Linked DNA regions of Homo sapiens: region 1 is linked to region 2. Evidence: chromatin contacts called from ENCODE Hi-C or POLR2A ChIA-PET data. All regions are on one chromosome and are shown on one strand. The core of a region is the stretch at or near the end of the contact, and the rest is flanking DNA. Distances in the headings are between cores, read along the strand shown.

The links. A loop is a pair of places that touch in the nucleus more often than their neighbours do. ChIA-PET counts read pairs that join two places held with the same protein, here RNA polymerase II (POLR2A). Pooled maps may share reads with other maps.
Region 1: a pooled map shows a loop between it and region 2 (7-fold over the local background). The contact joins the promoter of B3GAT1 here to the promoter of GLB1L3 in region 2. A Hi-C loop is called at or near these places in 4 of 50 pooled maps. POLR2A ChIA-PET finds 5 or more read pairs at or near these places in 2 of 52 experiments (HEK293 and WTC11).

Annotation. Positions count from the first base shown.
Region 1 is chr11:134,410,462-134,415,880 of GRCh38, reverse strand. It overlaps B3GAT1 (beta-1,3-glucuronyltransferase 1), which reads left to right and starts at 3,639. Exons shown (of 6, transcript NM_054025.3): 1 at 3,639-4,074. RefSeq lists an enhancer at 4,491-5,050.
Region 2 is chr11:134,274,259-134,279,946 of GRCh38, reverse strand. It overlaps GLB1L3 (galactosidase beta 1 like 3), which reads right to left and starts at 3,568. Exons shown (of 20, transcript NM_001080407.3): 1 at 3,184-3,568; 2 at 2,496-2,621; 3 at 2,035-2,247. The coding sequence starts at 3,206. RefSeq lists a silencer at 3,390-3,459 and enhancers at 3,910-3,959, 4,110-4,239, 4,300-4,409.

The DNA.
Region 1 (5,419 bases), core at 2,390-4,889, 140 kb before region 2:
AGGAAAGATGCCGGCCTGGCTTCTGAGAAGAGAGGAGGGCAGAGGGAAACCTGTTGACCACATGACCATTTTCAATTTTTTATGGACAAACAAGGGTGTTCAAGATCCAAAGCTCAGACCAGAAACCTAATGAAAGGGAAGAGTTAAAAGGTCTCCTCCTCTTTCTGTATCTGGGCCATGAACTCCACCACCCAAAACAGCACATCCACACACATCCGTCCAGGAGCCACTGTGGGAACAGTTCAGACACGCCTGATAGCATGGCTGGGTCCCTGGGGAGCTCACCCTGCCTGCCGAGGCAGAGGGCAGCTCTTCCTCCTCTCACTCCCCCTGCTCTCTGGCAGCATCTGGGTGTGCCCATGCATGTGCATGTGCTGTCACCCTTGCCAGGGCAATGACGGGAGAGGACGGGCACCTTGTGGGGTGGGATTCCTCACTGAAGAATCCCACTGGGACCTTTCCACTCACATCAGCAAAATCACTGCTATAGATTCCTGGTGAAGGCAAGGGGAGATTGGATGGCCCCCAACAATCAGACTGGCTAAGACGGGTGGGGTGAGGGCCTGGGCCCCACAGGCCAGGGCGGCAAGCAGCGCAGCTGCGTTGCCTCTCTTGGGTGGTAGCTAAGAAGGACGGCACGGCTGAAAAGGCAGTATCATTAGGAGTCTGGAGCAGACCAAAACTCCTGCTGAAAGAGAGGCCAGGGCAGACAGAACCCACGAGGGGAACAATTAACTGATAAGAGTAAACTAATTGTTATTCATATTAAATTAGGGCACAGGTGATTTGGAGAAAACCTACAGACCATCCCAGATGTTTTGCAGGTTTTGCATTGCAGATGACGGTTTTACAGGACTCTTCTGGGATTCAGATTATGGGAAGTGGGCCAGGATCAGAGCGGGGGCAGGGCTCCCGTCCTGCTTAACTACACAATAAACACATAACGGTTTGTCCCAGAGGACAAACCCGGGCTTTGCATACTAAACATGCTGGTGCTAGGCTTTGGGGGCCTCTGAGAAGAGGGGCTCACTACTGGCAGGGAAGGCAGGGGGAGGGGAAGATCAATCATTCAGGGAGACCTTAGAGGTGCTCCAGATGTTTGGAGCAAGGGTCAAGCTGTGAGGATGCACCAAGTCCAGACATGGGAGGGAAGGATTTCCACAGTCCTGCAGAGGCCAAGCAGGAAGACAGGGGTGGGAGTGTGGCTGACCCGGGGGATGGTGTGTGTACACGTGTGTCTGTGTGGGTGCAGGTGCTTCAGGTACATCCGTGTGCAAGCGTTTACATGTGCACATGATGTATTTCAGAGTGTGTGTGTGTGTTCATGTGGGTGAATCTGCATGTGTAGCTGCCTCTATGAGCATGTTTTGTGCCTGCGTAGATGTCAGTACATTTGTGTGTGTCCATACACTTGGGATGTTGCCAAAACTTCCCACCAAAACGAATGGCAGGCTGTTGTCTCTTCACTGAGCCTTATCATGCTAATTTTAATCTCCTATTATTGTTTTAAATTGGCTCTAAAAATTAATACTAAAAATTCTGTAAACAGAGCCTGGAACTAAGATGCAAGACAGGTCCCTTGAAAGCGGCTTTATTATCACAATTGTTCCTGCCAGAATGCTGAGGTAAAGCCGAGAACCCCTGCAGACAGCATCTCCGAGCCACAGCCCAGCAGGACAAGTCGGACCACAGCCCACTTAGTCCAACCCTCTGTTTCATTACTGAAACCAGCCCTGAGGGGAAGTCTTTTGCTAGTGCCTTCAGAATCGGCCTGAAACCCAGGCCTCCTCGTCGCCATGTCCCTGAGCTCTCTTGAGATCACCCCTCATGGGTGTGTTTCCCTGTTGGTAAAATGAGGGTCTGGAACGAGACAGTCTTCACGGTCATTTCTGTCCTCCCATTTGGTGATTGTGTGACTGCGGCTGGCTGGCTTAGCAGAGGAGGGAGGCAATGTGCCCTCCTGGACGGCCTGGCCCCTCCTTGGTGCTCTCTGGTACCCCCGCCCATCCTGCTTCTGCACCTGCCCTTCCCCTCCCTTCAGCTGGTGTGGAGTCTAAGGAGAAGCAGAGTATGGAGACTAGGAAAATACCAGAGAACACCGACTTAGGAAAGGTCTCTTAGCAGAGTCTAAAAGAGAGGGTTGTAGTAGGGGCAGAAGAAGGCGGAGCAAGGCTGGCTGGGATTCCACTCATTAAGAGAAGGGGGAAATGCTCCTGTACCGCAGCAGGAGGTACTGAGGTTAGATTCAGAGGAAGTTTCTTGCCGGCAAAGGGGGCTGTTAAGCACAACAATGAAAGAGCGCACGACAAGGAGGAGCAGTTATCCCTAGAGATAGTCACTAAGGACACTTTCACATGTCTGTGGCATGATACGGACGGTGAGGTGCCTTCCTCCCCTCAAAATCTTGACCAAAGGGGCTGATTCTGGAGTCTCTGCCCCCTCCCCACCTGCACATCCTCAGTGGGAAGAGCAGGGCCCGGCTTGGTCCTAACAGGGCAGGAAAGCTGATGGAAAAGAGGCCCGTGGTCCTCAGCCCCAGCCCATAGCACGGGGGCACAGCTCTGGTTAAGCAGTGCCTAGCAGTGGGGCTGGAACTGGTTTCCCGGGAAGGAGGGAGACCCTAGAGAAAGTACCGACAGTCCCTGGTCCCGCCGCGAACCCCGCCATGGGAGGTGGCCTTCTCCTGGGGCTGTGAAGAGGACACAGCGGGTGTGGCCCGAATACAGGTGTCCAAGAGCACCGGGAGATGCCAACCTCTAAAACGAGTGCAAGGATGGCTTCAAAGTCTCCGACAAGCTGAAGGAGTATCTGGAATATACAGCTCCACAGAGGCACCCTACCAGTGCACCCACATACGTCCAAGTGCGCGCCCACTCACTGGCCTCCGTCCCCCGCCGACCAACACACCGCGGCAGAGGCCCGGGAAACTCCTGGAGATCCCGCTGCCCCCGGCCTCCCCGCGCCCGTCCGCCCACGCAGGCCTCCCGGGCCTCTCTCCGGAACGCCGGGTGCACCGGCCCGGAAGGGGAGGCTGGGGTGAGGCTGACGCGCGGCGGCTCGAGGTGCCCTTCCACGGGGCAGCAGACCCCGTACCCCGGCACGGCACCGTCCGCCCCCACCGGCCACCTCCCATCCGGGGTGCCTGGAGCCAAGGAAGGAGCCGCATCCCCCACCGGCTTCCCAGCTCGGCCTCTCGGTCCCAGAGCGCCGCCCCCCGCCCTCCTGCAGCAGCCCGGCCGGAAACAATCACCCTTTGAGAGAGGCTGCCAAGCTGGGCGCCAGGAGCAGCCAGGATGGAGGCGGGGTGGAATGGGGGTGCAGGCGGGGGCCGAGCTTTAACTCTCGAGAGCCGAGATCTGGGGGTGCGCTCGGCCCCTGCCCGCCACCCCTGCTCCGCCGCCTGAAGCGGGAGCCGCCTCCGCGGGGGACGGTGCCGGGGGAGGGTGGGGGGCGGTGGGGAGGTGATACCAATCCCGGGGGGGGGTCCCCTCGCCGGCCTCCCTCCTCGCGCCCCCGCCTAGGCTGGCGAGGTTGGTACCGACCATTAGCAGCTCGGGTCCCGCCGGCGCTGGCGCGGGCTCGGGGCGGGGGCGGGGCGGGGGCGGAGAGCGGGTGGGGGCGGGGCGGGAGGCGCCGGCAGAGCCGCGGCGGCACCGGCGCATCCGCCGCCACCTCGGGGACTCTGCGCCGGCCCGGTCGGCTCGGCTCCGGCCGCGCGCCCCCCTCGCCCCTCTCGCCCCCGCGCCCGCTCCCCGCTCCCCCTCCCCGCTCCCCCTCCCCGCCCCCCGCCCCCCGCCTCCCTGCCCGCGCCCTCCCTCCCGCGCGCTCCCAGCCTTCGGCCGCCGCCTCGCTGAGCCCAGAACGAGCCGGGCCGGGGCGGCGGGGCCGGGCGGGGCGGGCGGGCGCGCGGACCCCGCGGCTATGAAGTGGCCCCCGGGGGCCCGGAGCCCGACAGTCCCCGGGGAGGGAGCCGCACGCGGCCCAGGGCAGCGGTCTAGGGGCGCCGGGGCCGGGGCGTAGGGGCCGTTGCCCGCGATGGACCGCACCGGAGACGCTCCGGACTCGTCGCCGCAGGTCAGTGCTCCCCGCGCCCCCGCGGGCGCCCCGCCGCGCACAGAGCCCCTTTCTGCGTCCCCATCGGTGCCCACGCCATGTCCTCCCGGGCGCGCGCTGGGGTGTGTGTGTGTGTGTGTGTGTGTGTGTGTGTGTGCGCTGCGCGCGCTGGGGGCAGCTGGAAAGGGGGCCGAGAACCGAGCTCGGGCTGGGAGGCGCTGCTGCCGAGGGGCTGCGAAACAAAACCCGGCACAGCCTGCCCTCGTCGACCGGGATTAGGGGAAGAGCTGGTTCTCAGCAGCTTCTAACAATCGGCCCGGGCTCTCAGTCGTCAGTTCCCGGCCCCCTCAGCAGGTGGTTTCTGGTGGCCGGATGAGGAGTCAGGGGTCAGTCGTCCCCCACCTCCCCACCCCTGCTGCCCAACAGCGCTCTCTGGATCGCTCTCTGGCTCCTGGGCACTGCCAAGTTAACTCTCTTGAGGGGGCCCGAGCTCTGCGGGGCGCGCTGAGGGACCCAGGGGTAGCAAGGGTGGCAAAGGGCCCTTGGGACCTTCGGTGTAGCAAGGAGGAAGGAGGCGCGACCAGTTCACCACCCTCCCATCTGCACCTGGGCTCAGGTCTGAGGTCCCAATCCCTCCAAAGTCAGAGCACACAACTTCCAGAAAAAGGAGGCTGAGAGTTGAGGCAGGAAATAGAGAAGGAAGCCACCAGGTCCGACAGTGCCAGGGTAAGGAGGTGACAGCCCCGTACCAAGCAGCTAAGGTCAAGAACCACCCCCACATGCACACACATGGGAGCCTTGGCCAACTTCCCTGTCCCCTTCCTCCCCCAGCCAGGCCTAGCTGCATGGATTCTTGTAGAAGCTGGAGCTGAAGGACTCTGGACATACAGGAAGGGGACCTTTACTGACAGTTGCTAGCCCAGTGCATGGGCACCTGCATAGGTGGGGTGCCCAATGGGGCCTAGAGCTTGGGCTGTGTAGCACGCACTGTTGAAAATGTTGGGGTACGGATGTCGTAGGGCCTAGCACTGTGCAATGCCTGGATGTGTTTGTGTGGAAATGGGAGGCACATCACTCCCTAAGTTACTAGGGCTGTGGGGCATGTGGCTGCACAGGACTGTTGTTCTAGGGTTTTCTAAGATTTGTCTTCTGTGCTTATGTCGCCCTACCTCTGCTGGTAGCCACTGCAGAGACTGAGACATTTCCTCCCAGAGTCTGCTCAGTTGGTGACCATTAATGGCCTTACTGGACCAAACATCAAGCCTTCCCTTTCTTCCCATGGGGTGAAGACCCTTTCCCAGGGTCTTCAGACAGACTTCTCACTCTGCCCAGTCCATGCCCAGCACTGCCAAAGGTTCCAGAGCTT
Region 2 (5,688 bases), core at 2,319-4,818:
GAGGAGGAAACTGAGAAGGACAGAGAAGAGAAGGTACTATATTTAATAAAGTAGAGAAAAGGAAATTACACATAACTCAGAAACTGTGAAATACAGATCCGAAATATACAGAGAGTACTAACAAAGCTACAAGCTAGTTATCTGAAAAGACTAAATAGATAAGATTAAGAAAAAAGAAAAAAACAGCCAAAATACACAACGTGATGTATATAACTTCCAAGTGAGTACAGGAAAGAAAGGAAAAATTTCTTAAGTCCCAGTGGGTTCAAAAGAAGAAAGAAGGCTGGGCGAGGTGGCTCACATCTGTAATCCCAGCACTTTGGGAGGCCGAGGCAGGCGGATCACCTGAGGTCAGGAGTTTGAGACCAGCCTGACCGATATGGTGAAACCCCATCTCTACTAAAAATACAAAAATTAGCCGGGTGTGGTGGCGGGAGCCATAATCCCAGCTACTCAGGAGGGTGAGGCAGGAGAATCACTTGAACCCAGGAGGGGGAGGTTGCAGTGAGCAGAGATCGCGCCACTGCACTCCAGCCTGGGCAACAGAGCAAGACTCTATCTCAAAAAAAAAAAAAAAAAAAAGAAAAAGAAAACAGAAAGAAAAAAGAAAGGAAAGAAAAAAAGGGGGAGAGCAGGATGTATTCAAGAAGAAATAGAGGACATGAGTTAATAACCATTCAAAGAGCTATGTCGTCCCCAAACCCTTCACCTCACAAACCACAAAAGATAGTAGTCACAGAGTTTACAGGTGAATCTTAAGAAACTTTCAGGGTAAAGATAATTCTTGTGCAAAATATTTCCAATAAGTAAGAAAAGAAGATTTACTCACTTTATGAGCTTATTATAAGATTGATTCAAAACTGGACAAGAATACTAACAAAATAAAATTTTAAATCCGTTTTGCTTATAATCATAAACACATTTGAAATAAAACACTAGCAAATAAAGTCTAGCAATCTGTGTGTATGTAATGTGTGCCTATCTCAGAGCCAAGCAGAGTTTATACCAGTACCACATGGCTGCTTGACTATCAGAAAAATTGCCGTTGTAATTCAGCAATTCAAAAGAACAGTGAAGAAAAACTATATTGTCCCCCCAATACATGCAGTAGCAGCTCTCAATAAAACTCAACGATTATTTCTGATTAAATTCTTTGCATTTTAAATGAACCAGTTTACTGCCTCTCAGCTTCAAATTCACCCTTCAATACCAGCTCTGCAATAAGGCACAGGGCCCTCTAAGCATCTTCTCCTTTACAGTGAGTGTGATGGTAAGCTTGCCACAAAATGGTGGTGGCAGGCCCTCAGGAGGACAGGGCCTCTGATTCTGGAGCAGTTTTGCTTTTTTGTGGTCATACAGGGTGGCTGGTCAGTTGTATACAGGCATGAGGACGACCGTGGTGTTCCCTTTTAAAGGGTGAACTGCTTGAGTCCAGGAGTTTGAGACCAGCCCAGGCAACATGGCGAAACTCCATCTCTACAAACAATTCAAAAAATTAGCCTGGTGTGGTGGCATGCACCTGTGGCCCCAGCTGTTCAGGAGGCTGAGGCAGGAGGATCACCTGAGCCAGAGAAGTAGAAGCTGCCGTGAGCTAAGATCGGGCCACTGCACTCCAGCCTGAGCAACAAACAGAACAACAAACTGTGTCTCAAAAAAAAAAATTTTTTTTTGTTTTAAAAACATGCATGTATCTGTAAGTACATATTTATCTGTAAGTGTGCCTTAAGCTTATGTCATTAAACTGAGTGCTCCCAAGGGCGCCTGGTGTTCCTTCATTAGACAGACAGAATCCTGAGGAAATAACCTCCTCCCTTGAGATTCTCCCACTAACCCCTATCCAAGTCTTTGATCACAGAGCAAACTCAGCATGAGACTAAGTGACAGCTGGACGCTTAAGCATTAAATGTATGTGCTGGAAACGACTGTGCGGAAGGTAAGTCCTCACGCTGGGCCCCCAAAATCGGAGGCTCAGGTTCCCGGCCAGGATGCACTTGTAGGGTAACGAGATCCTGGAGGTGAGGGGCCGGCACTCACGTGGTGACAGTATTGAAGCCACAGGCCTTCAGCTTCAGCAGGCGGTCCCTCCAGTACTCCCTGGGCACCCGGAAATAGTGGATGGAGCCCCCGAAGATCAGGAACTTGTGGCCCTCCAGTGTGAAGTGGGGCTTACCCCGACCTGTGCTTTCAGTTCCAAGTCCCACAGATCGATTCTTCAGCTCCAGAGGGGTCAGATGAGACCAATTAAACCTGGAGGGGGCGGGCGAGGGAAAGAAAGTGGAAAGGGAGAGAGGATTCGGGAGAGGGCTCGGAGGCACGGCTGAAACCCTAGCGAAAAGAAGTTTTTGTTAGTAGGACGTGTTCTGTGCATATGTTAGTAGGACGTGTTCTGTGCATATGTTAGTAGGACGTGTTCTGTGCATATTCGCGATACTATTTTCTCCAAGAAAGGAGAGATCGCTCCCCTCCCTCCCCAGGGATGTAGCTCTCAAGCAAACCTAGGCTGGGACGGATGCGCTCTTCCAAGCATGAAGTTCTCTTCCTGCTTAAACCGAGGAGCAAAACCTGATGAGATAAATGGCAGGAAAAAGATGCCCGCCATTCTCTTCCAGGAGAGACACGGGCTGAAAGGAGAAAGGACAACAGTGACAAGGGGAAGGTTCCGGCCCCACCGGGCTGCAAGGGCCGGGAAGCTGTGCCGGGGGCGCTTTAGAGGCCAGAGCCAGGGAGGGGGCCCGCGACACAGGCGGGTCTTCCAGGCGGGCCCAGGGCCAGGACAGCGCGGCATCACCCGGCCAGTCCTCTGCAGCCAGGATGAAGGCCGGGGACAGACGTTCAGTCCTAGACCCTCCAGACAGGGCTGGGCAGTGCCGGTGGGTGCCTGGGAGAGGCGGAGGCGGGCGCACTTCCAGCACCAGGTTCGGGAAGGACACGGTGCCCAGCCGCTGGAGCCCCTGGCCTGCGTGCCCCACCCTGATTTTCTGGCATCTGGTGAACGGCCCCTCCGCAGGGTGGGGGTAGCCAGGGGATCTGCCGAGGAAAGCTGGGGACAGCGGGCTTGGTGGCGCGGCCCGGCGCGGCGCGTGCCTGGGGCGCGTGGCCGGCCACAGAACCCGGGGAGGGTGGAGGCTCCCGGGCACGCGCCGGGGTGGTGGGCAGCCCGGGACGGCAGCGGCGATCCGTCACCTGAGGAGGGGCGGGGACTTCATCGCGGCCAGGCCGAGGCGCCGAGGGTCCCTTGCGGCTTCCGCCCCTCTCCGCTGGCCCCGACGCCGCGCTCGGGCCGGGACTCGAGCCCCGGTTCCGCGGGGCAGGCTCAGGTCTGCGCGCTGCGCCTGCAGCCGAGGCAGAAATCCGTCCCGAGGCGCGGGCGCCGGGTCCGGGTCCCAAGGATGCGCGTCGGGCTCCCTCCCGCGGGGACAGCCGAGCTCCGCCGGCGCTCCAGGTGTTCCCGCAGTGCGTCCGGGCGCGGACGCCTCTCTGCCCTCGGAGGGGAAGCGGGAGGGCCCTTGGGGTAACGCCCCGACCTCGGGCTTCCTAACCTGGGTCGACAGCCGGCTGGCACAGGGAGGCCTGCGCGGGAGAGGGGCGGAGAGAGCGCAGCGCGGGGCACAGCGGGCGGTCTCCGTGCCGCGCGCGCGACTGGAAACGGCGTGCAGATCCTAAAACGAGGGTTCCACAGAGGGCCACGAGGGGCAGGAGAGAGTCCCCGGAGAACTCTAGCTCCCCGACACGGCTACCTCTTGGCAAACGAGCGAGAATTGGGGCGCAGAGCCTTGGGAGGGCCGTTCCCTCGGCGGGAGCGGCCCGAGCACAGCCTCACAGCAGATGCGAGCGCGGCGGGCGCTTTGGTGACGAAGTAGCGGGACCTGCAGGAGGCAGAGGCCTGGTGGGGCCGTGGACGCCACGCCGAGCTGCCCAGACCCTTCCAGAAGACAGTGGGGACTATTCAACGGTTTCCAGCAGAAACTAAGCCAGGTGTTCGTTTTACGGAGATTGCTCGGCTGCAGGGTGGAGGCTGGATGAGAACAGGCGTCCTCTCAGGTAGGCGCTCGTGGTGGTAACGCTGCCCAGGAGGAGGGCACGGGTTCCGGGAAGACTTGCGAGGTTAAACCGGCAGCTCCGGAGAACTGAGCGCAAGAGGTCGGTGACACAGAGAGGAGTCCGGGAGGCCGCATGTTTCAGGCTGAAGTCACTTGGCGGGGACGTTTATTGAGATGCGAAACACAGGAAGGGATAGAGGCTGCGCAGAGGGAAAAGGCGATGGACTCGGTTTTGGAAACGCTGATGTGAAGTCCCTACGATGAAAAAAGAAATCTTCCGATTTCTCCCTTTGAAGTCTTTGCTTCTTCCGTTGCAAAGAACACAGCCTATGACATCAGGTTGAAACCAAGAATGTAGTTCTCTGAAAATACTGTGTGTGGGGGAGGGAGTTTATCTTGTCTCATTCCTTACAAGGATACTTTGCTCTCCGACACCTTAGCTCCCTGAAAGTTTCCTAGATCGTCCATCTTTTCCTCATTTTTTCGACTGCAAGCAATGAACTGTTAATTTTTTACAGTTTGGTTTTACAGCCACACACTTTATTCTTCTTTGTCAAGTTTAAAGTATTCTAGGGCTTGTGCCTTCCCACATAAAATTTAGAATAAACTTGTCTGTTTCTACAAAAAGCCATGTTGGTATTTCGAGAGGAATTGCAATCAACCTATGGATCAAATTGAGAATTGTATCCTTATTATGTTGAATCTTCCAACCCACGAACATGGTATGTCTGTCTATTTAAATAGTTTTTTTTTTTTCACTTCTTTCATCAGAATTGTGTGATTTTTTCAACATCAGATCCTATCACGTTTTGTTAGGTTTATACTTAAATATTTCCTTTGCTCTCAAGAGATTTAAACTGTTATTATTTTTATTTCAGTTTTTACATGTTTGTTGTTAGCATACAGAAATGTGATTGTGTTTCTCATGTTGATCTCATATCCTGTGACCTTGGCAAACTCACCTATTAATTTTAAGAGGTTATTTGTGTATTACTTGGCATTTTCCATGTAGATAATCATGTCATCTGCAAATATGGAGAGTTTTATTTCTACCTTTCCAGTCTGCGTGGCTTTTTATTCCTTTTTTTGTGTGTCTTAGTATGATGACTAAAATTTCTGTGTTGAATAAGAGCGGCAGGAACTGACACTGTTACCTTGTCCCCAGTGTCAGCTGGAAAACATTCTGTTTTTCACTATTAAGTATGATGACAGCTATAGGTTTTGTGTACATATTCTCTATCAAGTTGAAAGAGTTTGACAGCTGGGCCTGCAGTCACTAGAAATGCTGTGGTGCTTTATTGGAACAAGCTATGTATCAAGAATTGTGATTTTCTGCAGGCGTTGCTGGAGGAATTTTGACAAAGGTAGAAGAATCAAATAATGGATTATTGGTTCATTTGAAAGATGACATATCCTGTGTCCTTTTGCCATCTGGGGCTCCCCTCTGCTGATGGAGTATTTGAGAACCTCTATGAAGGAGCCCTGGAGAGTGAAAGTTCCCCCAGATTTCTGTGCTCATTAAACCTGTAGAACTCTTGAAAATGTGCAAGGTGAAGTAACAATTTTGATCAAACAAAGCTGTCAGTTTCTGTCTTGAGATTACAGAAGTAACTCTACAAGGCCAACATCCCAAGCACAGGAAAGACCA